Linked DNA regions of Mus musculus: regions 1, 2, 3, 4, 6 and 7 are each linked to region 5. The links are chromatin loops, found by intact Hi-C in ENCODE. Cell type or tissue: left cerebral cortex. All regions are shown on one strand. Region 1 overlaps Cdrt4 (CMT1A duplicated region transcript 4). Region 2 holds the start of Tvp23bos (a long non-coding RNA gene). Region 3 has its middle 21 kb from the start of Tvp23bos. Region 4 has its middle 14 kb from the start of Cdrt4os1. Region 5 overlaps Pmp22 (peripheral myelin protein 22). Region 6 holds the start of Gm46284 (a long non-coding RNA gene). Region 7 holds the start of n-TWcca8 (a tRNA gene).

What was found. Hi-C counts contacts between places; a loop is a spot of excess contacts. Peaks named below come from ENCODE experiments on the same cell type or tissue, not always from the same donor. Only the 100,000 strongest peaks of a DNase experiment are listed, where the experiment ranks them.
Region 1: a loop joins it to region 5, with 2.1 times the contacts of the local background. A loop is called at or near these places in 11 of 42 quality-filtered maps.
Region 2: it touches region 5 in a loop (6-fold over the local background); 39 of 42 quality-filtered maps call a loop at or near these places.
Region 3: it touches region 5 in a loop (6-fold over the local background); 11 of 42 quality-filtered maps call a loop at or near these places.
Region 4: a loop joins it to region 5, with 2.5 times the contacts of the local background. A loop is called at or near these places in 11 of 42 quality-filtered maps.
Region 6: a loop joins it to region 5, with 2.6 times the contacts of the local background. A loop is called at or near these places in 12 of 42 quality-filtered maps.
Region 7: a loop joins it to region 5, with 3 times the contacts of the local background. A loop is called at or near these places in 29 of 42 quality-filtered maps.

Annotation. Positions count from the first base shown.
Region 1 is chr11:62,986,196-62,990,195 of GRCm38, reverse strand. The region is part of intron 1 of Cdrt4 (CMT1A duplicated region transcript 4); the gene reads right to left. Among named protein-coding and RNA genes, the nearest start is that of Gm46284, 6.1 kb to the left of the region's middle. RefSeq lists an enhancer at 3,246-4,000. In left cerebral cortex, no CTCF peak of the experiment used is centred here; a DNase peak (open chromatin) is centred at 2,406.
Region 2 is chr11:62,919,350-62,923,349 of GRCm38, reverse strand. It overlaps Tvp23bos (a long non-coding RNA gene), which reads left to right and starts at 719. Exons shown (of 3, transcript XR_388723.3): 1 at 719-2,114; 2 at 3,093-3,227; 3 at 3,753-4,000. In left cerebral cortex, CTCF peaks have their summits at 1,447 (motif pointing right), 2,132 (motif pointing left) and 3,515 (motif pointing right); DNase peaks (open chromatin) are centred at 2,104, 2,648, 2,910, 3,216 and 1 more place; H3K4me3 peaks cover 767 bases; H3K27ac peaks cover 1,229 bases.
Region 3 is chr11:62,899,901-62,903,900 of GRCm38, reverse strand. No RefSeq gene overlaps it. Among named protein-coding and RNA genes, the nearest start is that of Tvp23bos, 21 kb to the left of the region's middle. In left cerebral cortex, a CTCF peak has its summit at 2,012 (motif pointing left); a DNase peak (open chromatin) is centred at 2,013.
Region 4 is chr11:63,016,046-63,020,045 of GRCm38, reverse strand. No RefSeq gene overlaps it. Among named protein-coding and RNA genes, the nearest start is that of Cdrt4os1, 14 kb to the right of the region's middle. In left cerebral cortex, no CTCF peak of the experiment used is centred here; a DNase peak (open chromatin) is centred at 1,639.
Region 5 is chr11:63,134,141-63,138,140 of GRCm38, reverse strand. Pmp22 (peripheral myelin protein 22) reads right to left here. Exons shown (of 5, transcript NM_008885.3): 3 at 3,621-3,720. Among named protein-coding and RNA genes, the nearest start is that of Pmp22, 4.7 kb to the right of the region's middle. In left cerebral cortex, a CTCF peak has its summit at 2,331 (motif pointing right); DNase peaks (open chromatin) are centred at 1,784, 2,285 and 2,820; H3K27ac peaks cover 2,819 bases.
Region 6 is chr11:62,993,633-62,997,632 of GRCm38, reverse strand. All of the region lies in intron 2 of Cdrt4os1 (CMT1A duplicated region transcript 4, opposite strand 1), which reads left to right. It overlaps Gm46284 (a long non-coding RNA gene), which reads right to left and starts at 3,307. Exons shown (of 2, transcript XR_001780234.1): 1 at 1-3,307. In left cerebral cortex, no CTCF peak of the experiment used is centred here; DNase peaks (open chromatin) are centred at 864 and 1,546.
Region 7 is chr11:62,742,186-62,746,185 of GRCm38, reverse strand. n-TWcca8 (a tRNA gene) reads left to right here and starts at 100; the gene lies at 100-171. In left cerebral cortex, a CTCF peak has its summit at 1,897 (motif pointing left); DNase peaks (open chromatin) are centred at 73 and 1,907; H3K4me3 peaks cover 245 bases.

The DNA of each region.
Region 1 (4,000 bases), 150 kb after region 5:
AACTCCTCCTGTAGGCTTCTGCTCCAGTTCTCTCTCATTGCTACAGCTTTCTTTATATCACAGATGCAAATGGCTTTGGGAAAACTGGAAAGCCAGGGCCTCCTCATGCTGATCTGACAAGTGATCAGTAGCCACTCTGGGGATCCTAAGTCCTGTGGTCTGTCCCTCACAGGAGAACTGGATGAGTCCTAATGCCTGCTGTGTGGCCTTGCTCCAGCTCCTTGGGTTGCCATGAGTGGCTCTTCAGGGCCCTGCTTTCAGATCTCCTGGATTTACAGTCTGAGTCCTGGGCAGACCCTGAAGGCTCCAGGTATTGTCTGGTTCCTTTAAGTATGGCAAGGTCTCACCCTCTGACTTGAGCTTCTCAGCCTGCAGCTGGGGACATAAGTGGCAGAGATGGCCAGACAACCGCCAGGATTTACCTAGAGTGGCCCAAGGACAGGCTGAAGACAGGCTGAAACCAGAAAGTCAAATTGTTCCATGTGCTCATGAATGTGGATGATTTGGGGGGGGGGGGGGACCACAGTCAATGGTTCGCAACCTCATAGGCCTATCTAGCTGGAGAGCTTGTCCAAGCAAGCAGATGCCAGAGATAAAATTTAAGTTCTTACACTTGCATAGCAAGAAGTGTACAGGCTGAACCATCACTCCTCCATGTATTATTTATTACTGTTTTTCCATCTCTATGGCCTCTAAGTATTTAAAAGAGTCGTGGAATATTTCAGCCTTTACCTGCCAAAGCCCCATGAAAGCATGCTGAAGATGATTTTCAGTAAGTTCCCAGGAGATGTTAGTGCCACTGGGAACCACACTCAGAACTCTTGGTCTAGGGTCAGTGCTTCCCAACTTTAATAGCCCTAGAATCACCTGCAGAGACTAGCTGTGCCTGAATCTCAGATGGATGCTTCAACTCAGTAGATCTGTTTCGAGAATCTGAGAACTTGCTTCTACAAATAAACCCAAAGGATGATGATGCTCTTGATGCATGGACCGCACTGAGTACCACAGCATCCTCTGCATAAGTAGCGGTGCCAAGTCTATCAGCTGCGACAGAAGTGAGCCGTGGTTTGCTGACTTGTGTGGACCATCCACCTCTAACGTAGGTACCACATTTGCATACCTTTTGTTCTCCCAATCAAGGAACTGTCATGGAATTATAGAAACTTTAAAATCTGAAACTCCTACAAATGATAGCACCCTGGAGATGTGTTCATATTAGAAAGAAAAAGACTGGTAGTTTGGATGAAGATGGACCTATAGGCTCATACGGACTGGCCCTACTGATAGGTGTGGCCTTGTTGGAGGAACTGCATCACTGGGGAGGGCGGAGCTTTGAGGTTTCAGAAACTCAAGCAAGGCCTAGTGTTTCATTCTCTTTCTGCTGCCTGCAGATCCAGGTGTAGGCTTCTTGGCTACCTCTCCAGCACTATGTCTGCCTGCATGCCACCAAGTTATCCTGCCCTAATGACAATGGACTAAACCTCTGAACAGTAAGCCAGCCATAATCAAATGGTTCCCTTTATTAGAGTTGCCATGGTAGTGATGTCTCTCCACAGCAATAGAAACCCTAACTAAGACAAAATCAAAATCCAATTTTTGTCAAATCTTTGTGATCCAGGTCTTACAGGATTCTCCACTGAGTTTCAACGGCAATACTCTACAACAAGGCATTTTAAAATACAATATCAATATAGTTCTTCGAGGCTACAAAACATATCATGCTAAAATGGTCCTCTAACATAGAAAGAGATACAGAGACTTATTTTAAAGTAAAATTTAAGGCTTTCTTTTTTTTTTCTTCTAAGACCAGTCATAGGTTCTGAAATTTTAAGGTCATCCATTCTAAGTGCCCTCAAACAGAGGGCATCCAAGTGGCCACCCAGATCTTGCCTGTCTACCTTCAATGAAAGAGTACTCAACTTACCATGCATGTTTATAGAGCTGTTGGAATTTGTGCCCCCACATAGTGCCAGACACTGGAAACACACACACACACACACACACACACACACACACACACTTGGAGTTGATATTTAGGGGGTTGAGAATCCCCTTTCCTTGCTTCTAAATCCCCAGTTAACAAATCTGAAGTGTCTGGGGGGCTTGGTTCATAGTGTACCCTGTTCAAAATGGTTAAGAGAGTCTCAAAACGCACCAGGAGGACTTGTCCGTTGAAAACAACAAGCGATAAAGAGTTGACATAAGTCAGAAGACAAGCTGAGACCTTTCATAATTTTCCTCAAATCTAGCACAAGGGTTCTCTTTTTTTTTTTTTTTTTGGTCTTCCCATAAATAAAATGCAAAGCCGTACAGTCTCCAGACAGAAACAGCATCAATGGGGGTGGGGAGCCCACACTGAAGTAGCTTTCCTGTTTCTCCCATAGACACCAAGGTCCACATTCAGCTCTCCCCAGTCTCCACTCAGTTTCCCATTTTTAGAATCTAGCCTGAGATCCTGAGCTCAGATTCAAAGGAGTGACACTGACCTGGAACGTGGCATGACTGTGGTGGCAGGGACTGTGATCCTTAAGTTAAGGTCTCAATTGCTACTTAGGAAATGAAGACAGCAGCGAATTGAGCCCAGCTTTTCTTAGAAAGTGTCTTAGGATTTCTATTGCCTGGAAGGAGAGGCAGCACAGGCTTTGGAATTAAAGCTTCCCAGAAGGGTGAAGGCCTTGAGGAAGGTAGGTAACAGGAGGTGGATTTGATCAGTGCTCTGTTGAGTATTTGTATTGAAGTATGCCCATTGAATCCCATTACTACACACAAATAACATAGTGCATGTATTACATACTAGCTGAAACGTCTTGAGAATTGTAAACTTGACACAGCCTAGACTCATCTGAGAGGAAAACCTCAACTGAGGAATTACCTTGATCCAACTGGCCTGGGAAGAGTGTGGGGGTGGGTGTTGTCTTAATTGGTATAGTGTCATCACTGGGAAAGTGGTCCTGGGCTGTGTAAGGAAGCTAGTGTGGGGCTGAGTGTGGGGGTGAGCCGGCAGTGGCTCCATGGTTCCTGCTTCTCCCACCCCACCCCACCCCATGATGGACAGTGACCTGGACATGTGAGCTAAATAAATACTTTTGCTTTTGATCAGAGTATTTTCATCACAGCAATAGTGAGGAGATGAACACCGGGTGATTCTAACATGCGGTACCCGTTGTGACTGGGTGCCTGTGAGTCTACCCACCCAATCGCTGAGGATTTATAAGGTGATACTAACTACTCAAGAGACAGAAAACAGGACCAGGAGGTTGTCTGAGACATTGGCTTTCTTTCAGTATTTGCTTGTTATGTGCTGTTTCTCAGTACCCTTCCAGACACTAATGGGGTCATGGGGCCTTTCCAGAACCATGTGACAATAGTGGGTGGACTTAGATCAAAGGCAGAAGCTAGCCAGTGGCTTAGAGTGCTGCGGTGAGGGGGCAGGCAGTGCGGATGGATGGGATTCTCCTAAACTGATTACCTCACTCTCTGTCTGCCACAGGCTGGCCACTGTCTGCCCTTATCTCAGGAAGCCATCTTACAAAAGGATTTTGTGGTTCCAGGCAGGATTAATGGATTAGTACATTGGTACAAGTCAACTCCGCTCGGGCTTTTGGCCTGATACTGTAAGATAGTGTATGCTCAGGAGTGAGGTACTAGCTTTGTCTGATGTTGCCTAAATTGTCTCCCATAGGATACAAGAATCTCTCAAGATGCTAAAGGACGCTGTTTAAAAAGAAAGGGGATCAGAGCACTGATCAAATAGGTTACTTAGCCCAAGAGTCGCCATTTATAGGATCTATTTTAGACATGATTGCAGGCATATGAATACGGCCCACCCAGTTTGTTTAAACACCTAGTAAACACCTCCCCAGCAGTGTTTCTCAGGGCTTCTTCTAGGTTGACTTGCTTTGTAGCCTTTCAAGAAATAGAACGAACATGTAGAATAATCGATCTCCTTTGGCATATGGATCATTCATTCATTAGACTGGGAATCTCATGCAACTAGAAA
Region 2 (4,000 bases), 210 kb after region 5:
CAGCACTCTGGTATCACAGAGGCTCTGATTAAGTTGCACAGAATGAAGTCTCACAAGGGAGGCTAGGAAATGTAGTTTAGCTTGTGTCTAAGAGGGAAAAGGTCATGGGGTTTGGGGAATAGACAGTTAACTCTGCCACAGAAAGTTAAGTCCCCTGCTCCCTCATATATCCTAAGAGAGTAGTTACATGTTTCCAAACCTACTTTGCTGTTTGGAAACTATCAGTCTAGAGGACCAGGCACAGACTAACACAGCCACCCACATTCCCTTTCCCATAAAGCAGAACTCCTTAAAGACAACCAGATTTGAGAAAAGGGGAGCTATTAACAACAGCAACCATTATCAAGTGTTTGTCCCGGGTAAGCAACTTAAATGTGTCAACTCAGCCCTCAAAACAACCCAATGGCATAGCTGCTATCATCATCCCATTTTTCCTATGAGGAAACTGAGGCTATGACAGCTTACACAACGGGCTCAAATTACCCAGCAGTGGACAAGATCTGACCTCTCACACTGGCTCCAGTCCGTGGTGCCAGTCACTACTTTGAGTTGACCCCAGAATGAACATGAACATGAAGCACTGCCAGCTCTTTGTAGACGTCTACATGAGGCTGAGCAGGAGGAGAGGAGAGGTGGGGCTGAGGGTGGCATGGCATGAGGGGGCTGACAGCAAGCCCGGAGCAGGAAGAGCCAGGAGGGCAGCTGGTAGGATTACAAGGGCAAGAAGATGGCAGTGGGCTCCAAGGTTAGGCTGGGGGCTCAGCTGTGTCACTCAGCAAGCCCTGCCAGGAGGATTCTAAGACCCTGCTGGTAGCTGTTGTATGTGAAAGCACCATTCCTGGTGGCCCATGTCCTTGATTAAATTCATGGAAATTAGACAGTCTGACAGGGTGGTTGTACTAGTAGTTAATTGTCCGTGGCTAAAACGAAACACCCATGATTGCATACCTTATTATGGAAAAAGATTTCTTTAGTTCAAGGTTTCACAAGTTCAATGACAAGATGGTAGCATCTAGTATAGGCTTCCTGGTGGGTGCTATGGTACTGGTGGACAAACCACACGGTGGCAGCCTTCTCACTAGGTAGAACCTAAAGTTTCCACATCACCTCCCAATACCGCTTACCAAGAATCAGACTCCCAACACCTGCTCCCGTGAAGGACAAAGGACACCCAGAGGCAGCTTAGCCCAGCCTGGTAGTTCTGTCTGGTAGCTCTCTGCACGGTCTCTTCAGTACCTCGGCATGGCCTCCCAGTGGACAGACACAACCCGGCCCAGCTCTCTCCCAGCTTAGCGGAATGGGTGTCTTTGTCCTTTGGTATCAGGAGTAAAAAGAAGAACCGGTCTGCAAACCCAAGACTGGTCCCCACTGACAGTCAGCTAGCTGCCTCCTTCCCAGATGGTATGTCCCCACTGTCTTTTGCTTGCTCTTCACACAGAATCTGCTAAGCACTAGGTGGCACGGTTGAGCAACCATTAAAAACTATTTCCGTCAAGGCCCAGGAGAAAAGGAAATTGAATTGGAAGTTGGAGGAGTGAGGGTTAGTGGCAGAGAAGGCCGATCGGTCCCTGGAATTCAACCTGCTCACAGCCTCCATAAGCACGGGTATGCTGTGCTCTAAGCCGATAGGGCTGCGTGCAGAGGAGGCGCCCTCAAGAGCAGATACCGCCAAGCCAGTGAGGAGGAGCCTGCTGGAGAAGGCTGGGAATCCCTTCCCACCATCCTATCAGAACCCTCTGGTTGTCGCTTGCTTCCTCCTCTCAACCATGTCGCCCTGTTCACCCAGAGCAGAAATGCTGGCAGCTGTCATGGACAAGTGAGATGAGGCACACGTCTCCAGGATGACCCACGGGCTTCTCTGCCTGTCGCTGCCATTTTCAACCCTCTTCCCCTCCCCGCTCTGTTTTCCTGTCTTCCTCTCTCCCTCCCTCCTTCTTCTTCTCTCCCCACCCCACTCTCTTCGAAGGAGAATTATATTCAGCTCTGTGGGTTGTTTTTAATGCATTCCAGATGCCAGAAGAAATCTTGGCCTGGGCTCAGCGTTCTTCTGACTTCAGGCCTCTCCCCCACCTACCTCCCTGTCTGACTCCCAAGGCCACACAAGGAAAAATCAGGTGGGCTAGCGCCATCTGCTGGCAGCTTCCAGAAGCTTAAGGAAGGCGGGAGGCGGTTAAGGTGGGGCAGGAATGGTTTCTTGTAACTGGCGTGATGTACTCGGTTGGAAAAATTCGGATTATCTGGGAGAAAATGGTGTGTAAATCAAAACGCTTCAACCCATGGACACTCCGGTAGTGGTTGTAGTGGTGGTGGTGGTGGTTCTTCGTAGTAGTCATCATCGTTGTCATCTCCTCCTCCTCCTCCTCCTCCTCCTCCTCCTCCTCCTCCTCCTCCTCCTCCTCCCCCACTCTGTCCTCCTTCTCCTCCCCTTCCTCCTCCTCCTCCTTTTCTTTTTCTTTTAAATTACAGTCTGGGACCCAGCCGGGTGGTTTTTAACATCACATTCTTTGAAAAACAGAGATTTTGGCGTCTCAGCTTGTGTTCCCTAAAGGAAGCTCGGGACTCTGTAAATTAACTTTTAAGTGACCGGTCTGGCAACACCTAGTCAGCAGGAAAATTTAAAGGAAAAAATCAGGAAATGAAAGCGCCCACTGTAGTTAAGGAAATGTTATTGGAAGGGTTTTCAGGGTGGTATGGAGGCTGTGAATATAGTGGGTTATGCCAGGTCTTGGAAATGGAATCAGATCTCTTGGCAGTTGGGGGAGAGAAGGGCTGGGGAGGTCATAAGACAGCCAGGAATGAAGTTCCAGTGCCAAGCAAGGAGGCCCAACCTGGGGCCCCATGAGTAGCATGAAAACCAGACCTGACAGCTGTATGAAGCCCAAGCACAGTCCAGGCTCCATCAAGGGAGACCTGGCTGAGCATCCAGGATGCTGAGACTGCCAGGAAGCCCAGAACCAGGGACTGAGGGGCCCTGTGGCATGTGACTCTACCAGCACAGGCTTCTCATGCAGACATCTACAGAAAGGACTGTTTCAACATGCAAAATGCTATGCCCCCTTTCTTCTGGCTAACGGCATCTTTGTCTTTGTCAGCTCCTGGTGTTTGGTGACACAGAAGGAGCAAGCAGGGCAGATCGAAGGCATAAGTGAAATCCTGTGGTTTCTGAACAGGCCAAGATTCACTTGAATAAGAAATGAAAAACCGAGAAGATCGTTGAAGAGCACAGGGTGAGCTTTCAGCCAGGATTTATGTTGAGGAGTCGAGGGGGAGGGAGTTAGATAGTTCTGGAAAGCAGTGCCAATAACTAGAGAGGAGGAAAAATGCACTCCCTTTTAGACAGGGTGAATGCTGGAGATGGAACTCAGGATCTTGCAAGAAATCTACCACTGAGATAAAGAACCAATCCCAGAAAATGCACTTTTTAATTTTTGTTTTTTGGGGATTTTTTTTTTTTTTTAGTATGTATGTGTGTGCACTTGTCTGTGTGTATACCACAGGTACTGCCCACAGAGGCCAGAAGAGGGCATCAGATCCCCAGAACTGGCATTATAGATGGTTGTAAACTGCCACAGGAGGTGCTGGGAACTGAACCTGGGTCCTCTGCAAGAATAGCAGATGCTCATAACCACAGAAAAATGTATTGAGTGTATATCAAATCACCTTTAAAGTGGAGGACAGTGATTTATTTCAATAAGGTACAGTGATTTGTTGTGGTTTATAAAGGGATTTTGCCCCTCCCCCTTCCCCTTCAGTGCTTCTCTAGAAGGACTAAAACCTAGAAATTAATTCAATTGCCATTTTGAGGGGAGAAGAGAAGAAGAACGGCTACTCCTCTGAGTCAACGTCATGCATAGGTTGGGCCGCTGTTGTTACTATACCAAGAATGACTGAGGCTGAGTACTTAAAAGAAAAAACTTTGGAGACTAGAAATCCAAACAGCATGGCATCTTCTCAGATGAGAGAATCCCTTGTCTTCATCACCTCATGGGGAAAAACATGC
Region 3 (4,000 bases), 230 kb after region 5:
CTCCCTCTCTTTCTCTTCTTTCTCTGCCTGTGAATCAGTATATAAAACTCTCAGCTACTACTCCAGCACCATGTCTGTTTGCTTCTTCAATGATGTTCATAAACTAACCCTCTGAAATTGTAAGCAAGCCCCCAATTAAATGCTTTCTAAGAATTGCCTTGGTCATAGTGCCTCTTCATAGCAATAGAACACTAAAACAAAAGGTTGTCCAAGGGATAATTCCACCCCAAGTGGGTACTGTCCACAACCCTATCTGCTGTCTCAGAAAGGACAGCCTGACCTCAAAAGGATTAACACCATGGCTACAGATACCCCCAGATCCACAATCACACATGCTGATCTAGCCTAGGTTAGTTCTGTTGTTTTAAACCTTCATGCTTTTACCATGAGACAAGGATGCTCAAAGGTGAAACGCACCTGCTTCCATATAAGTCCTTCTACTGTGCTAAGGAAGGAGCCCAAGAGAAAGCAATGCATGAGTTAGACACACTGAGCCTCTGTGCCTAGCTCACATCTACAGGTGAGAACATGGTGGCCTTCACCAAGGCTGGAATGGGGTAGCACACACCTACTGTTTGCTGAATGCCAACAGGTAAATTGCCCATGCACTGATGCAGATGACAAGGGAGACCCCTGATGTCACTGTCCACAGATACTGGACGGGTGTGCTGTTTCTGTGTCAATGTTACAATAGTGGATAGCTAATCAAACAACATCAGTTATTACTGTGAAGGTGTTATGTAGACAGAGTTAACATCATCAAAGAGATTATACACCCTGCTTGGTATAGTACTTCATACCTGTAGTCCTAGAAAATTCTAGAACTTGAGAGGCTGAGGCAGGATTGTCACACATTCAAGGCCAGCCTGGTCTAAAGAATGAAAGTCTGTCTAAAAAATAAGTTAGCCCATTTAAATGGGTAGGTCTGGCCAGCTGAAGGCATTAAAGGCAAGAGACTTCTTTTCCTGAAGAAGAGGTGTCCTTGAGGCTACAACAGGCAGTTTTCAAGGATGGCCTACCTAACCTGCCCTACGGGTTTGGAATTTGCCAACTGCCATTGTCACTAAAGTCAAACCCTTGATCTAAACCTCTTTGTGTTCGCCCATGTCTCTGGGAAAGTCTAATGTGAGGAGATTGCACAACCAGGCCTGGGTGCTACAGGTTAAGGAGACCTTGTGTGTAGTGACTGTTAACCTAGGGCAGACTGTTCAGGTCCGAATCTTAGATCCGTCTAGTCTAGCTGTTCTGAGACCTTGGATCTATCACTGCATTCTCTAAGCCTATGAATGTAAATAGCTATCTCCTTCCTGGAGTCACTCTGAGAGGAATCAGAGAGGTGTTTTGTTCATGAACACACAACTGGTAGGAAACCCACATTGAACCTCAGCTCTGTTGGCTCATCATCTTGCCCCTTAGCACTTGAAATATTTAACACTTTTGCTACAGACACCATAGGGTGTTACATTTTCTGCTTGGATAACTGAGACGCCCTGAACTCTGTAGTCTTGGCCCAGTCAGTCCCAAGGTTACATTCTGCTTAGTGGCAACCCACTGTCCTCCACACCGGCTCCTCCTAAACTTCCTTTATCTGCTCATCTTCCCTTTCCCTGTAGGAGTCCCAGCTTCACACGACCCTGGGAAAGCTGCAGACCCACCAGCCACAGTCTTCTCACTTTCCAACTGAGATCTTGGCAATATCAGGGAAGGCACAAGCCATACAGCCATATCAGCGGTTCCCGAGTCTCTGTCTGAAGCACCTCACTGGGCATGCGCAACAAGACAGATGCTTTGCTATATTTACCCAAGCTGGTACTTTGTCACCATACTAGTCACTCAGCATCTATCCACCCATTAACAGTGATTTCAATTAACAGAGAAACAGGAGGAAAGAATTTAGCCCTACATCATTTGCAGGCAAACTAGAACTCTACTGTAGTTTCCCAAGTAGAACTAGCAATTGGCAGCTGAAGTACCCAGCAGTTCCATGTACAGCATACGTTGGTATACTGCCATCTAGTGAACCAAATGCGAGTTACACAAAGAGAGACCATCCGGCAGTGAAAGGAATCATCCTAGAGCTATTTAAAACTGCAAAGACGACGAGATCGTGGGCATTCAGGGTGATATCAGCATAGACGGAAGGTAAATAAATAAAATAATATAATAATTTTAAAAACTGCAAAGACGTTATCAAGCTTCAACTGCTGTCAAGGAACAGAACAGAGAGCAGGATGTGTTTCAACTATAAAAATAATTAGGACCAAACAACTATAGTACACTCCCAGCTCATATCTTAGTTCTCTCAAAACCCTTTCAGGGACCATTGATTTGGACTGAGCTCGTCTCTAAACTTTTTTTTTTTTTTAAGATTTATTTAGCCCTTCCGGTCCACTCCAGCACCGGGGTGCCTTGCCTGCAGAGTTTCTGGACACCCGCAAGGACCCACACAGGATCCCCCACGGGATCCTAAGACCTCTGGTGAGCGGAACACATCATCTGCTCCAATCCAATCACTCGGGACCTGAGACTGCATTAACTAGGGAAGCAGATAAGCCAGCCTGATCTTTGCACAAGTCCCTTCCGGTCCACTCCAGCACCGGGGTGCCTTGCCTGCAGAGTCTCCGGACACCCGCAAGGACCCACACAGGATCACCCACAAGATCCTAAGACCTCTGGTCAAATATAAATGGATCAAGGAACTCCACATAAAACCAGAGACACTGAAACTTATAGAGGAGAAAGTGGGGAAAAGCCTCGAAGATATTGGCACGGGAAAAATTCCTGAATAGAACAGCAATGGCTTGTGCTGTAAGATCAAGAATTGACAAATGGGACCTCATGAAACTGCAAAGCTTCTGCAAGGCAAAAGACACCGTCAATAAGACAAAAAGGCCACCAACAGATTGGGAAAGGATCTTTACCTATCCTAAATCAGATAGGGGACTAATATCCAATATATATAAAGAACTTAAGAAGGTGAACTCCAGAAAATCAAATAACCCCATTAAAAAATGGGGCTCAGAACTAAACAGAGAATTCTCACCTGAGGAATACCAAATGGCAGAGAAGCACCTGAAAAAATGCTCAGCATCCTTAATCATCAGAGAAATGCAAATCAAAACAACCCTGAGATTCCATCTCACACCAGTCAGAATGGCTAAGATCAAAAATTCAGGTGACAGCAGATGCTGGCGAGGATGGGGAGAAAGAGGAACACTCCTTCATTGTTGGTGGGATTGCAAGCTTGTACAACCACTCTGGAAATCAGTCTGGCGGTTCCTCAGAAAATTGGACATAGTACTACCGGAGGATCCTGCAATCCCTCTCCTGGGCATATATCCAGAAGATGTCCCAACCGGTAAGAAGGACACATGCTCCATTATGTTCATAGCAGCCTTATTTATAATAGCCAGAAGCTGGAAAGAACCCAGATGCCCCTCAACAGAGGAATGGATACAAAAAATTTGGTACATTTACACAATGGAGTACTACTCAGCTATTAAAAAGAATGAATTTATGAAATTCCTAGGCAAATGGTTGGACCTGGAGGGCATCATCCTGAGTGAGGTAACACAATCACAAAAGAACTCAAATGAAATGTACTCACTGATAAGTGGATATTAGCCCAGAAAATTAGTATACCCGAGATATAAGATACAATTTGCAAAACACATGAAACTGAAGAAGAACGAAGACCAAAGTGTGGACACTTTGCCCCTTCTTAGAATTGGAAACAATCACCCATGGAAGGAGTTACAGAGACAAAGTTTGGAGCTGAGACAAAAGGATGGACCATCTAGAGACTGCCATATCCAGGGATCCATCCCATAATTAGCCTCCAAACGATGACTCCATTGCATACACTAGCAAGCGTTTGCTGAAAGGACCCTGATATAGCTGTCTCTTGTGAGACTAGGCCGGGGCCTAGCAAACACATAAGTGGATGCTCACAGTCAGCTGTTGGATGGATCACAGGGCCCCCAATGGAGGGGCTAGAGAA
Region 4 (4,000 bases), 120 kb after region 5:
TAGGAGATGGGCCCTGAGGAACAAGGAAGCTAGCCTGGAGTTATTCCTTCAACTCGAGCATGGGGTGGCTAGGTCCATATCTCTGATGTGCCCCTCCTGAGTGAGAGTCACTCCATAGAGAAGTTAGATGAAGAAGATGCAAGCAGATCCAGATACAGTAGGGGCAGACATGTGGAGTACCTGGACTGGTGTGGGGGTGGAGGAAGGAGCCTTTTGATACAGAAAACAAGGAAAGCAGTGACAGGCAGTGACTTGCAGTAGGGTGGGGCTACAGGGAAAGAGACAAGTTACCCAGAAGGGGAGAGGGGGAGTAGAGATGGGAAAGAGGGTGGGGTAGAGCAAAGAGGAAAACAAAAATGTGATTAGGCTCTGCTCCCGTGGAAAGAGCAACCCTCTTGTGATCTGTAACCATTACACAGTATCTACATGCATCAAATACCATACAGAGCTCAGTGGGTATGTGGGAATGGGGTGCAGCAATAAAAAAAATGAAAGTTAAAAGGTTTGTAGGGCAAGGAAGGGACCAACCAGAAGCTGAAAACTAGGAAATGGGGATGGAAACAGAGCAGTGATGGCTCCAGGGACCAGCGAGCAAGCCTGGCCCTTCTGCCTGCTCGTCTGAAATATTGATCTCAGTAGCTGAATGCATAAACAATGCAGGAGCCCAAGTGCAGGGCATCCGCTGGCTAGCTCTTAAGAGATTTTCTGTGAGAGTGTTCCTGGAAGAGGCAGTTAATACCTACATTCACTTGCCCTGCAGTTAATTGTTGAATAGCAGGCCAGCTCACCTCCTTCTGAGTCCTGTGCTGAGATCTTGGGTCTCTGAAAAGACCTCAGGCCTCAGGGAGCTCAACCAGGAGGTATGGATGCCTACGTCAGAATCCCGCATCCTGCCCCTGTTCATTCACACAGGGCCTGCTGTGTAGCTTACTGGAAGGTGGCTTCCTCAGGAGCCTCATCTTTGTGTGAACACGGAGGGTGAGGGTGTACAGACGTACTTTTACTCTAGCTTGTCCGGGTTATTGGCTTAGCAGAAAAGTCGCAAGCTGTTAGCAGTTTGGCCATTGGGTAGTTTGATGCTTTGTAAATGGATGAAACTGAAGCCCTCTGGGCTTCAATGCCTTAGGTGACACTGGAACTTGAATGTTGCGACTCTGAAACCAGACATCATATCATAGCAGCCACTGGAGAATTCCCACCCAATGGAAGTATGTATGCAGTTCTAAACCTTCAGAGAGCCACAGGACAAAAGTGGGGGGAGGGGGAGAAGAAACAACAGGTGGTGTTGAATCCAAATCCACTATGTGTAAAACTTACCAGATTGCTCTACGCTGAAGAGAACTTAGTGCCTTTCAAGCTGCTAAGGTAGATGCTCTGTGTGCTTGCTAGGCTTGGCTGAGAAGAGCCGTCAGGGGCAAGGGTCAGTGGGTAGGAGGCAGACTCTGCATACCACCATGAAAAGCTTCTCCAAAGAGAGCCACCAGTTGAAGGCCCACGAGGCTACACATTTTGCAGAAACTCTATAATAGTCTCTCCAGAGTGTTACTATAGCAAGAAATGTTCCCACAATCAAAGTGTGGGCTGGGGTAGACATTGTCCCAGCCTGCAACAGACAGAGGACTTTGTTATACAGCCACTCATTTTTGAAGGTGCTTTTAGCTGACACAGTATGGCTGTGGGCAGCTGGTATTCCATCTATCTGTTAGGTGGCTAGACGTGGGCAGCGCTGCCAACTCCTGGGTGGAATGATGAACAGAAGTTCCCCAGGGTGGTAGGGAGACTGCCTCTCACTGCAGGGTGTAAGTGGTCAGCCCAGTGACCCAAGTGGAATGCCAAAGGCCCTTGGCTCGGGGAGTTAGAGCGACATCCAGGGCTGTCAAGTTCCAGGAATCCAGTCCTTCCCAACAGTCTGGGATTCCCTTAAAACATTGCTTCCAGCTGATTTCGCCTCCACCTTCTCTAGAAATCTTAGTGTGCATCTCAGAACCACGCGCTCCACCTCTGAACCCCAAAGACAGGTTCCATGTCAGTTTACTAAACATCCAACAGGGCTGATGGAGAGCAGGTTGCCAAGGTAACAGAGCCCCCCAGGCAAAGTTGTTATATTGCCAGCAACCAGCTGGCCTCTCTGAGAACCTATCAAGCCAGATGCTCATGTTGCTAGCATTAACGGTCTCTTAATTAACGGACAGCATGTGGCCACATGGGCTAGGCCAAATCAAGACATATTGTAGGTACAAAATACAGATATCCAAGACCAAATACAAACAAATGAACAAACAGAATGCAAATACCGAGTGAAATGCTTACATTAAAATTGAAATAATTTACACAATGAGATGATTATATTAGTCTTATGCTGGATTTAATAAAGTAGACATTAAAGTTCATTTTAATGTGGTTTTTTCCTCCCCTATCAGACACCACAGTTCTTGTAGAAGCATTCCATTTAAGGAGCCAATGCCCGGGATTTAAGTTCACTGGTGTTGTCTTGGATTGGATTAGCAATGTGGTAATGGATGGCATAATTATGGCTGCTGGTTACTGATCAGGATAAGATGTGAAAATATGTGTGGTCTGGAGATGCTGCTAGACATGAGGCTGGCTTCAGACCAATCCCTTGCCTCCTTTACCCTCTTGGAAGCCATGGCCCAAAGCTTCTCTCTCATGCTTTAGGGCTGAATGCATGACCCAACAACACAATGATTCCTTGTTCCATGTCCTACTTTAGTGGTAGGTATATGAGCTTACACAGATGCCAAAGCTGAGTAGAACAAAATACGTGCGCACACGAGCATATGTATGTGTGTGTGTGTGCGTGCGCTCACGCGCACTATACATTTACTATTGCCTACAAAAACATGTGGATATATAATCATCTCAAAGTTTAAGGCCAAATTGGTGCACTGTATGCTCACAGCGGCATTGTTTACAGCAGCCAAAAGAACCTAAGTGTCCATCAACAGATGAACGGCCAATGAAATATATATATATGCATATAATGGAGAATATTGTTTAGCATTAAAAGGGAATGAAATTCTTCTGCATGCTACAGCAGGAATGAACCGTGTTGAGATCATGCTAAGTGAAACTATGTATCAAAGAGCAAACAATGCTATGTAATCCCACCTACATGAGATTGTAGAGTAGCAAGCTCATGGAGACAAAAAAATAATACTGTGGTCATCGGAGTCTGAGGGCAAAGGACAAAGGAGACAAGGAATAGGTAAGGATTGTGGCATTTCCCTTGGAGAAGATGGAGATAGATGGTGCTGATGGTTCCACAACAATATGAACGTGTTTAATACCACTAAGCCATACGGTTAAAATGGCTAAGATGATAACTTTTATCACACATACAAAAGTCAATAACTTTTATATATATTAGTAACACACTTGCCAGGAGCAAAATTGGGGAAATAACCCATTCATAACAGTTTTTTTTTAGTATCTAGGAATAAACCTAAACAAAAAGGAGACCGATTTCTACCAGGATGAAGAAATAAACTGAGGAAAATGTTAGAAGATAGAAAGATCTCCCTGCTCTAGATTTGGCAGAACTAATATTGTAAAGATAGCTATATTACTGAATGCACTATCTACAGAGTATATGCCATCTCCCTCAAATTCACAACAGTATCATTCATACTCAGAAAAAATTGGGGTAGGCAAATCTTAAAACTCAACTTGGAAACACAAAGACTATGAACACTCAACACAAGAAGAACTACGCTGGCAATATCGAGACAACTGATCTCAAATTATTCTACAGGTCCATAGTGGCAAAACATGCTAACCAGAGGAGGGAAACAGACAGAGTAGAGGACTCAGAAATATATAGCTAGAGCAACCTAATACTTGGCAATGGTGTCAAAAAATAAATAAAAATTTAAAAATCTGTGTAAGTTGATATACCCGCCACTGAAATAGGACATAGAAGGAACTGTTGTATTCTTAGGCCATGTGTTCATCCCTAGATTTCAAGTTGCATTTCTAGAAC
Region 5 (4,000 bases):
TCATCCTGGATTGAGCTTGGAAAACCAATCACAGAAGAACAAGAACAGATCAAAGCCATCTAATCAGAATCTGCTTCTGTGCCTCTGACAATTGAAGGGACTGTGACAGCAGACATTAGAGGACAGCATGCCTCTGAGACCCAGGGCCTTGAGAAGGGGGACAAGTGCACAAAGGGCAGACTCCAGCTGCTGGGCAGGCAGTGAAGCGCTATTCACTAAGATACTAGACGGTAGGGAAGATGGTTAAGGAGCAAGGTGCAGGGTGACTGGGGATAATGGCTTGGGTGAGGTCTCATCAGCTGCCCAGCAGAACTGTCTGGCAGGTGGCTGCAAACAGGATTCTGGAGTCTGGAAGAGAAAACTGGTCTGGAAGAAAACAAATGCCCACACATGGATAAAGGACTCCAAGATTTCACTCTACCTGATCATGGAAAGCTAGGGAGGAAGGGAGAGAAGGGGGAGGAGAAGGAAGGAGGGGGGGAGAGGAAAGAAAAAAGAGGGAGAGAGAAATATTGACAGAATTCTACTCCATTTTTCTCTCCATTCTACTCCAAGAAATAAGCTAGAAAGTAGCTAGTTATCCAAAAATGTCATGAAACCCATGCATCTCTCAGGCTGCCGGGCTCTTCGTTAAAAGAGGAGGAAATAAACTCTCTTGCCGCACTAAGATTTGAAGATGTTCTGCCCAGTGGAGTCAGGCCTAGGACTAACCAGCCAACTGGTCACCCAGACAGAGCCTATCTCCCTCTTGCCTTTATTTACTTAAGTCCTGCCTACCCTTTGGAGAATGGATCATGTTCCGCCTCCCACTAGAGACTTTTCTTCCACTCCCCCCTGAGCTCTGGTACTGTCCCTGAGCCTGGCCCCCTCTCCACAGGCACCTGGCCTGGTGTGCCTCCATAGTGACTCATGTCCCCACACCCAAATCCCCTGACTCCTCACTGAGGTTCAGCAGCGGTAAGGCCTCTGGCTGTGAAGGCCCAGAGCTCCTAAGCCTCTGGGTGGGCCCCGTGGGGCTTGTTAACCTCAGCAAGCAGGCAAATCCATTTAGAAAAGGGGGAGAAGGTGATTAGAGGTTAGAGGCAGGGGTAAGACATGTAAAACATCTCAGCAGGAAGACATGGCTTTGAGAAAAGACCTGAGACAACTTCAGGCTTGATTGCATAGCGGGTTGCCTGAGAGTGCAATCAGGTAGGCCCCACCCACACTGCCAGGTGGCTTCAATGACAACAAAGCTGACCTCTGGAGAGAGGGTAGAGAGTCCCTGTCCCTTCAGAGATACAGTGGGCTGGAGCTAAAATAATGGCATGTGCCTGTGATGTCCCAGCTACTCAAGGAAGCTGAGACAGAGGGATTTCCTTGAACCCAGGAACTCCAGACTAACCATAGCTGCAGCAAATTTTATCGGAGGTAGGGGAGCCCATGATGTAAATGGGGGCACACATTCAATGAATATCCTTTACAAATCACTATTGATAACTATTACTTCCAAAAGCTTGCTTCCAACAGTCTAAGAACAAACACAACTGGCTTAATTCTAAGAACTAAACACAATTCATTCATGAAGGTGGCCCCATGCTTTAAACAGGCCAATGCTTTGAACATTCTGTACCTTGTAACTGTATTGTTACACAACTCATTGTTGAATACCACAGAACAGGCAAAGCAGGCCCAGAGGACTGATGGCTCAGAGCCTAGGCGTGACATGCTGACACACCAGGAAGACGTCAGCAGAGGTAATGACTACTCGGGAAGTTCAAACGGAAACTCCTAATTTAGAATCTGCCTGAGTGGAAGCAAGCCCAGCTTCTCTGGGGCCTTTCCTGAGTGCCTTGGAAGCCCATTATTGTCAGAGCTGTGACCTGGGGTTCCCAGAAAAGCCACCAAGCCCACGTGGAATCATGCTAACAAACTGAGCAAAGTCGGTGGGAGCTGGCTTAGGACAATGGATATGCCAGGCATGGAGAAGTTGAGAGGCAAGTTTCCTTTTTAAAACAGCACTGGTGCCTCTTTTAGATATGCTTCTGGCACCAAGGGACAGCTATTTACTGAGCAAGAAGAGACAGAGTTTGGGCCAGTTAACAGGCTGTATCTTCCATTCTCTCTCTTGCAGACAGTTTGTGCACAGCTTAGTTCCTCTGCCTCCTCCTTTTGGCTGAAACTCGGGCAGCTTTAATACGCCTGCCAAAACTGCTCCCTTCCGGTCCTAAGACTCTTGAATTCTGTGCCAACCCCACGTGGCCAGATGCCACTTGGGGACAGCGCCTGTGGACACCAGGCCCAAAGCCCCAGAGAAAGCAGACTTTTGTAGGCTGCCTTGCCACCTTTGACCACTAGATGGCAGTGGGGAGCCAGGAGCGGCATATTGTGACTGTGCGAGGAACTTCTGCCAGACCCTAGAGCTAAAGCGGTTGAAACCTGATGCTGTGGCTTTGGGGGACCAAGAGCAACCTCATCACATTCTCAAGCACTCATGAACAGTGCATTTACTTGGCTGCCAACAAACCATGCAACCTCTAGGATGGTTTCAATTTAGTGTGCCACACACACTCAGATAAAGACTCATTTCGGAAGGGCTGAGGTCTTTTGCCTTGTCCCCAGGCCAAGAACGGTGAAAATTTAAAAGAGCTTTTTAACCTGTCCTCAATATAAATATGTTACCAGTTCCCGTTTCTACTGGGACTAAGACTAACGTCTTTCATTTGCAACGCTTCTATGATATTCCTGCAGAGTCTGTAGGAAGAAGAGTCCAACCAAGGCTTGCCCAGAGCTGAGTCACTTCACTGCCTGCTCTACGGGGCTGGATATGAACTGGTAGTTCCTCTCATGGAGCGTGGCATCTTCAAGCAAGAGAAAGGAGGGAGGCGGGGGAAGCAGTTTACAGTAAGATTGGAAGCTGTCCTTAACTAGCCTTTCAAAGCCGGAATTCCAGGGCTCCAGGGAACACAAGACCAAGTCTTGGCACCAGTCTCACTTCCACACGTCCATCTGAACAGCCCAGGCTCCCTGCTGAGCAGTCCTAGTGTTCCTTCAAATATATCCTCAGGTTTGTTTCCAAAGATGCCGAGAGCGAAGCAGAAACACATGCTTTGCAGAAGGGCCCACGGGCTCAGTTTATGATGCTAAATAGTACCCTTGTGGACCAAGACCCCGGAAGGCAGTCTGGTAACCAGGGGGCCCAAACCTGGCCAGGCCATATGCAGGAAGGCCCAATCGCCTGCAGCTGCAGCAGGGTGATGCAGGACATTTCTGATAGAGACAGCTTCCAAGCCAAAAATGTCCACAATATCACCTGTCGCCGTGGGATCTGCTTTGAGTGTGTCTTGGCATGTCACCTTCTCTGCTTACCTGGGTCCATATCTCTTTGCCCACAAAGAACACTACACAAGGTGACTGGGACAAGCTGATGGCATGGCTTAGGTAGAGTCATGGTGAGACAGAAGACTCCCTCATGAGACAGCTGTCCCCTCCCTCTCATGTTGGATATCTGACTCTGTGACACAGTCCACCCCAACCCAGTAGGGACTTTCTAGACCAGAGCCTCAAGAATTGATCATTTCAGGTGCAAAAGAAGACCCAGTTAGGACCAATCTGCACAGGGCACAAAACTAGTCTCTCACCGCTCACTGATGAGGAGTAGCAGTGTTGGACGGCTCCCAAGGCGGATGTGGTACAGTTCTGCCAGAGATCAGTCGTGTGTCCATTGCCCACGAGCCATTGCTGCAAACAGCCAGACATGCCCGGTCAGTAAAGCAGTGAGGAGAGAAGGGAGAAAGGAGCAGGGCAAAGGATGGTATTCCCCAGCCTCATCCCCTGGATGCCTGGCCCTCCCCCTCCTGCCCAGTGAGATCAGCAAGCCATTCCCCAGCCTCATCCTCTGGATGCCCAGCCCTCCCCTTCCTCCCTCACCACTCCCTGGTAAAGTTGACAGTTGTGATCCGAAAATGAGAGGTGACAGCTTGGTATAGACATCACGTGGAGGTGGGAACACTGTTTTGTG
Region 6 (4,000 bases), 140 kb after region 5:
GTGGAATTATGTCCCTTCTGATAAAGGCTAGAGAAAGAAAAATAAGCTTGGAATCTCCTCATGAAGGCTTGAAAGGTTTTTTTAAAGGGACAGACTAACCATGTGTTTTATGTATGACTTTGTGTCTCATGTTCCTTCTGTTTTCCCAGTACCTTAAAAGAAAAAGTACATAAAAGGTGTCCATTATTCTTATTTAGATAATAGAATTAAGACTAGGAGTAGAGTTTACGGCAAGGCAGCCTATTCCCACCTACAAAAAAAAAAAAAAAAAAAATGTGTGTTTACTAACCTCTTGTCACTGAAGTAGTCTCTTCTTGGTACTTTCTGTTTTGAGTCTTAGAGCTTGCTCTTAAAAACTCCCTACTCAATATTTGAGCACCAATTCTGGCCCAGTACACATACCACACTCCAGGGAACACAGGAGAATGTGGCCAGACTTGTTCAATACCTACGGGACCACAGGCACAGAGCAATCTGACCACATGAAGAAGAGTTTCGGGGAAAGCTGCTTAACAATATACCCTGGGCTCAGCAATTGCAGACCAAACCCAGCAGAACTATCACCGATAGAAATTTGAGGTGATCTGAGAGCAGGCAAAGTATTGAGTTCAAAAGTGACCCCCACACTCGGTACTGAACTACTTGAGGACCAACCAAGGCTCTCTTACTTCCACTATCACCCACTTACCAAAGTAAGCTTGTCTCAGGATTCTAAACAGTAAAGTGAATATGCACAGGTTCCAGTGTGCAAAAGTATAAATAAAGAGTCAGCCACACTCAGACCAACTTCCCTCCAGCTGCTGCTGGCTCTCAAACTGACTGTTCTCTACAAAAAATATCTGCCCACTTGGCCCATGTGCAGAAACAGTGCCAGGAGTCAAGTTCCCAACTTGTCTGAAATCCTGCGACATCTCAGGTCCCTCTCTCTACTGAAAAGAATGGGTTGGGCCGCTCTGGGTCGCTGAAAGGTTGAATGGAGACAGGAAGCGCATGAGTCAGTAAAAGAACCACCTAGAAATGCCAGAGGTGGGGAGGGAATGTTCACTGCCTCTGGAATATAAAGTCAAGGTCATACCACCTACACTCAGTTTGTGTACCCACAAGGAGGCTCTACATGGAAAAGTCAGCCATGCTTAGAGTGAGGTACAGAGTGTGGGGTGGCATAGAATACGGGGTGATGAAATTCCAAGTGTAGTCTGTAACCTTTACGGGAAGCAACATAATTTCATAGTTAATTTGCCTCTTGTTCCATGTCTGCAGTACGTGGCCAAGCACCCTACAGTGTGTGCCAAGTGTCAGGGCCCTGTGCGGACACAATACAGGTGTTCTATATTGCCTCCTGGCTCTTCCCAAAAACCCAACCATGCCCCCTAGAGATCTAGCAATGTCAGCCTGTGATTTCCAAGTAGTTGGCTAAGGCCCTGGGTCCCAGATAAAAGAGATATGAGCCAGAGAGGGGTAAGAAGTAGGAAGAGGTGTTTCAACAAACAGAAAGTCAGCTTTGAGTTTCCATCAAATCTGTCTCCTTCCCCCTCCCCCACAGCCCTTCCGTGGCTTTCTCAGTCTGTGCTCTATCTGCCACAAATAACTTGAAAGCTCTAAAAAAAAAAAAAAAAAAAAAAGTGTCCTTTGGTCTGTACAAACAAACAGATTCCTTAAGAGTCTAGGGGTGGGAACTAACTTAAAGCCAGAACCAAGTGGTGGAGAAGGCCCTGTTGGCTTGGACAAAGCTTAGAGAGCACTTTGTAATCTTTTTGTTACAGTTGCTGACTCACACAGGGAGCAGCTGGAGGGCTAGGGCATTTAAGCCTTGTTCTTTATCTCCACAGATGCATGGTCAGTAACAGTGCAGGGGGCAGGTTTCTTCCCTATGCTGGCTCCTCTATTTCCCATGTTTGCTTAGCTACCTTGAAGGAGCCCTGACAAGACCCAGAAATCCTCTGGCTCAGGAGCTCGCTGTGTTCTGCACATCCTAAAGGAGGAAGCTGTATAACTGTGTGACATTAACCCTCCTGCATAAGGACCCTGGACTGCAAAAACTAAAAGGCACACTGGGCATGCTCCGTCCACTTCATTTCAGCATGGCTCACAAAGTATCTACTCTATCCGCTCAGGTCCCATCTCTATCTCTCGTTCCAGTTAGAGAGCTCAGGCAACCCCCAAATGTATACACCTCTACCAGAACCTCTGCTCTGGAAGTTTCCCTGCAGATTCTTGCAGCCTCTTCTCATTGGGGCAGGCCTAATCTCCATTAAGATGTTCCCCCCAGGCCACAGCTAAGGAAACTCCAGAACGCAGAACCGCTTGATGTCCAAAGCAAATCCGATCAGCAGCTTGTGGAGGTTAAAGGTCAACTGTCTGCCCCACCCCACCCCGGAATTTGCAAATGGTCAATATCATATTGTGCACAGGAAGCCAAGGAATCTGTATGAAATCTGAATGAAATGTGTCAGAATGTGGCCTTAGTTACCAGCAACACAGATAGGCTAAGAAAGTGTGCGTTCTGATTCTTACACAGACTACAAAAGCAACAAGAACCACTGCAGCAACTCTGCTAAGCAAAACACAGCACACAGGGAGGAGATAAATAAGAGGTGGCTATAGACTGTGAGACATCAAAGAAAGCCAGTTCCTTCTTCAAGATTGCCATTAACTGTGCTCAGAGTAACCTGAGATACTCCAGGCCTCCCTGGTTTGAACAAGCAGATGAGGTTACGTGGAAATAATCCACATTCCACTTCATGCATGCCCTGACTGCTCCAGATGGTTGTCAGGGTCCTGGAAAGGCTCCATGCTTATTTCTGGAAACATCAGAGATGAACAAAGTTAATCCCAACAAGTATGATCTGGGCTTTCCTAGACCTCAAGATTTCAGGGCTATACCTAGGGTAATGGGACCTGTGTGCTAGTGGGCTGTGAAATCAAAGGCAGCTCTTCCTCTTTGTCTTGGTACTCCAGGACCTCCAGGACTTTAGTCACAGCATCCTTTGGAGAGATGGACCCATTGGTCCATGTCCTCATAACCCTTGGGAAAGTCTGAACCAGTTGACACATCAAAGCATTGGACACTGTAAGTCACTGAGGCTAAGGATCATCTTCCAACCAATAACCAACAAATTTCTTACATGTCCAGCTAGTCCTGCCCAGCAGTCACTTTCCTGGGACAATTCTTCTTGGAAATATAGCAAGAGATGCTCAAGCCCCTAAATGGCCAGACCCCAGTATCCCAACCTAGACTTCCAAAGAGAAATGTGGTCAGGCCTATCACAGCAATACCCCACTCCAGGAACCAAACTCTTAGTTAGGGTTTTACTGCTGTGGACAGACACCATGATCAAGGCAATTCTTATAAGGACAAATTTTAATTGGGGTTGGCTTACGAATTCAGAGGTTCAGTCCATTATCATTATGGCAGGAGGAATGGCAGCATCCAGGCAGGCATAGCACTGCAGGAGTTGAGAGTTCTAACTCTCGTACTGAAGGCAGCTAGGAAAAGACCAACTTCCAGAAAGTTAGAAGGAAGGTCTCAGAGCCCACCTCAACAGTGACACACTTCCTCCAACAAGACTATACCTACTCTACAAGGCCACACATCCTACCTAGTAGTGCCACTCTCTGGGCCAAGCACATTCAAACCATCACAACCTCTAAGGGGGTTGGGGAGCTCTCCAATGCCAGATTCAGGTGCCACAGCGAGCATCACACTGGTGGTTACTGAGCTAATTTTCTGTTGGCTTCAAAAAATCATCCTCTACTTTGTGCTAGATATGCCTGGGAGATGCTAGGGTTGGAAATCAGCCAACCACATCTCTTCTTATGCCCCTGAAACCCTGTCCACAGAGGACACACTAGCAAGAGTCTGCCTGGTTAGAGGGGATGAAGAAACTCACTAGCTGCATCCTGTTGGTTTCTGCTGACTCCATTCTGCCTCTGTCAGCTTCCCTTAGATCCCTTTCTGTCAGCCAGCCAGGGGCAAGGCCTTCCAGGACCATTTGAACCC
Region 7 (4,000 bases), 390 kb after region 5:
GCCTCGGGAACTCTGCGCGCCGGTCCAGGAGGAGGAGTTGCAGGAGAAAGCCGCCAGGATGCTGGAGCTTTAGAGGATCAAAATGCATTATGTATCAATGACCTCGTGGCGCAATGGTAGCGCGTCTGACTCCAGATCAGAAGGTTGCGTGTTCAAATCACGTCGGGGTCATGAGTACCTGTTTTCCTACAATTGAGCTAGAAAGGCCAAAGCCCTGGCATTTTCAAATCTACAGACAAGTCATTTACCCAATTCTTCTCTATACTGATAAGAAACTTGGCCACTTAACTACAAAACCACTTCAGCATTTGCGATCGGAATTAAATTAGACAAAGAGCCAAATCAATTCACAGATGACCAAAATAGAAGCGGGAAATGTAATGTATACCAGCATGCTTAAACACATAAAGAGGAACAGCAAAATGAAGTTTTAAACTCTCAGTTTTGTTTGGTTGACTGGGTAGTTTTGATCCAGGTGTTGGGGGCGGGGCTTCAATACAGGCCCTCACACAGTCACTTTTAAGCTGAGGTTGAAATGGCCAAAACATTTTCGCTGAAAACCTTTGCTCACACACTTCTAACTCTGAAGGACGGCAGAGACTTAAAATACAAGGAGGCGAGGAATTAAAATTCTTATAAGTGAACTTTTCTCTCAGCTGGTTGAGGAAGGTTTTCTGGAGCCTTCCTAATGCTGCTGGTTTCTTTTCGCGTGTCTAAGCATCAGGTTTTAAACGGACTCTAAGCCATAGACTGTGACAGCAAACACCTTGCGCTCATTCGCAGCTCCTGTCCTCCCTGCCTAACCCACTGCCAAACACAAACTCCAAGTTCGTTAGATTCTCCAACCTTTCAAATGTTTATAGTCAAGGAATCTCTTTTTTAGCATTATATCCTAAGAATTAATTCTGTAAAAACATTTTATTTTAAATGCCTACTGTTCAAGATTATGAATGCCATATGAATAAATAAGGTTTTAAAAGATCTACCTGTCAGATAATAGTCTATCCTTTCAACATCATTATTACAAAAGAATTTGCTTGGGACTTCTATGTGTGTGTGCGCTCGTGTGTGTACAGATTTTTCAGTGATCAATTTTAAACACCAACTCATCTTATTTAAAATTAGCAAAGATTTGTTTTCCCATTATACGAAGATAAAAAATTATCGTACATTCTACAAAAACAGATGCAAAAATGATTTCCTGAAAAAGAAAAGGTAGAGAGAAGAGAAAGAAAACTTAATTTTTTATGTGTGTGTGTGTGTGTGTGTGTGTGTGTGTGCGCGCGCGCGCGCACTGGCACAAATTGGTGATCTTCATCACTACAATAAAAAGTTAACTTCATAAAGAACAACAACAACAACAAAATTTTATTTACTCGTAGCCACGGAGACTGAAAGTCCAAATAGCATAATAGGAGCTCTGACAAAGGTTTCAAGGCCTGTGACAGAATCCTACGTGAGAGAAAGAGTCCCGTCTTGAACACTAAGGTCAGAGAGAGTGCAAGAAAGACAGGCTTACTCCTTTCATGACAATTATCCAGGGCTTGTAGGACAGTTTCCTGTCTCCAGTGACTAAGGAGCCTCCTCCTGGCCACTTCTAAGGTTCTGCCCCCACCCCTACTACCACCCCCCAACACACTGATGATGAAGAGGTGCTCCAAGCAGGAACACGTTTTAAATGACTCGCGTTTATCTCCGAGTCAGTGCAGCTCCTTCAGCAGGTATCCATTTAGTGGTTAACTTTATATTTCTTTGTTAGAAAGGATTCCTAGCTTCTAAATTATATTGAAGAAAAAAAAAAAAAGCTAATGAATTACACTTGGAAGTGTAATAATTCTCTAAGGTTTAGGATGTGGTCTGTAGAGGGCCAACTTGCAGTCTGGCACCGCCCTCTAGTGGCTGGATGAGAAAATGACATGACCCCTGGGCATGCCTATGGCTTTAATGACAAACGGAGCCAGCATAGGGGCACATCTTATGCAAGCCTGTATGATTCTATGATTTAGAAATGCCTTCTAGAAGAAGCCTCTGTTTTTCCACATCACACTCTGAAAGAGGGGGCTGCTTCCAAAGTAGTCTATCAGAGTGAATATTTAACAACCAGAGTCAAGGCCTATGATGGATGGCCTTGTACCACCAGGTAAACCAAAACTAGTAACAGCTCCACTTATTGAACCAGACACAACATTACCAGCACAAGCCATTCTCTTGCCAAGAGTTAGACCCATCCAGTTTAAAATTAATTTAATGACATTATAATGGCCCAAAACATATTACCCAGATGGATTTGGAGGAAAACCCCTACAAGCACTATCAGCAGGCACTTTTGTGGATGGAGCAATGCAATCCTCGGAGGTATTACAGGCAGAGGAGTAGCAGCAGCCATTGTTCAACCTGTTAAAGCAGAACTCTACTGTATACAAAAAATTAATGCAGACACAGCCAAAGCATTGCATGCAGTATCACAATCAATTGATGCATTGCATATGATAGTCAATACCATGGAAACACAGATAACGGGTATTCCAGGAAACATACAGTCAGGAATACAAAAGGACACTGAATCTCAGTACCACTAATCATAACCTGATTGTGTGCCAAATTTATGGATCTAATGTATAAGTATATCTAGAGAATTAGACATATTGGAATGGGCAGATGAGCCCCAGAATTTCAAACTACTCTGGACTCTGAAAGAATGTCTTGGTGTGCTGACGGCATATGCGAACTAAACTTAGTACAGATATTTTCAGATAGTGCACAGAATGGATACCTGGATAAACATATACCACAATCAAATAAGTGGTATAAAACACCATTATACACAGGAGGAAACCTGGTTGGCGCCAATTGACCATTTCATATGGATAAATGTTAACAGCACACCAGCATCCCATGGAACAAACTTACAGATTAGGACCCAACACATATTTATATCCACGTGTACCCATAAGAAAGATGGAAAATACAGCGTTGGCATATTCCACTATGCCTCAGACTGTACAAACCCTGTGTAACTATCAATTCTTAGTGTGCACCAATAATGACACTATCACTAGATGCAATTATCTAAATGAAACATCCGTGGACAATAATCATGTAAAATGGAATATAACTAGAGGATGCTATCTTGTACATAATTGTCCGCAGATCATAGTCCACAATCAGATGAGAGTAACCACAGTATACTACCAAGTTACTTCTCATCTGATGCCCAATTTGATTTTGAATTGGAGAAAGACCGCAAAAGGGATAAACTTGTTAAAAGCATTACAGAGATCGATGAGATAGCAGAGCACAATGAGAAACAACTACAGAGCATGCATCAAACACTCTTGAACCGAGAAAAAATTTCGGTGCATAAGACAGCAGAATTGCACAATATGGTAGGGCTACTCAGAGCAGACATCTACATTCAAAAGGACTGGAATAAGGAATCGAAAAAGTGTGGCATATGGGACCAATTAGCCAGGACTGCTCAGATTGATTTCGTGTGTTACCCTGTATAGAATTGGTTTCATTGGTTGAAAGAAGTATTTTGGTTCCTGATATTTTGCATTCGTCTTGTACTAACCATAAGAATAAGTTTGTTTCTTTTAGACAAGTCTGCAACAAGAACAGCAAGAACTCCTAATAGAAGAACTAGGGGGTGCACTCAGAATGCGACCTGGGAAACTCCTGGCAGCCGGATACTGCTTTGTTAATTGTTTCCATAAAACTATTTTAAGAGCCATTGAAAGACTTGTTTAACAGATTGCATGTGTTTCACATTTGGAACTCCCTCAAACTATACTTATTGTACACCCCCATTAACCTGCACCTCTAGGGTCCACTAGAGGAAACCCTACTTTGTATGTTAGTAAACAATGTTTGTTTCCGCTTGCCAATGACCAGATACCCACTATATAAGGAACCAGTTAGACAGACAATTCACTGCATAGTCTCTGTGTTTGCAGCCCACATAAACAAAGGCAGCCATTATCAATGCGATCTATGAAAA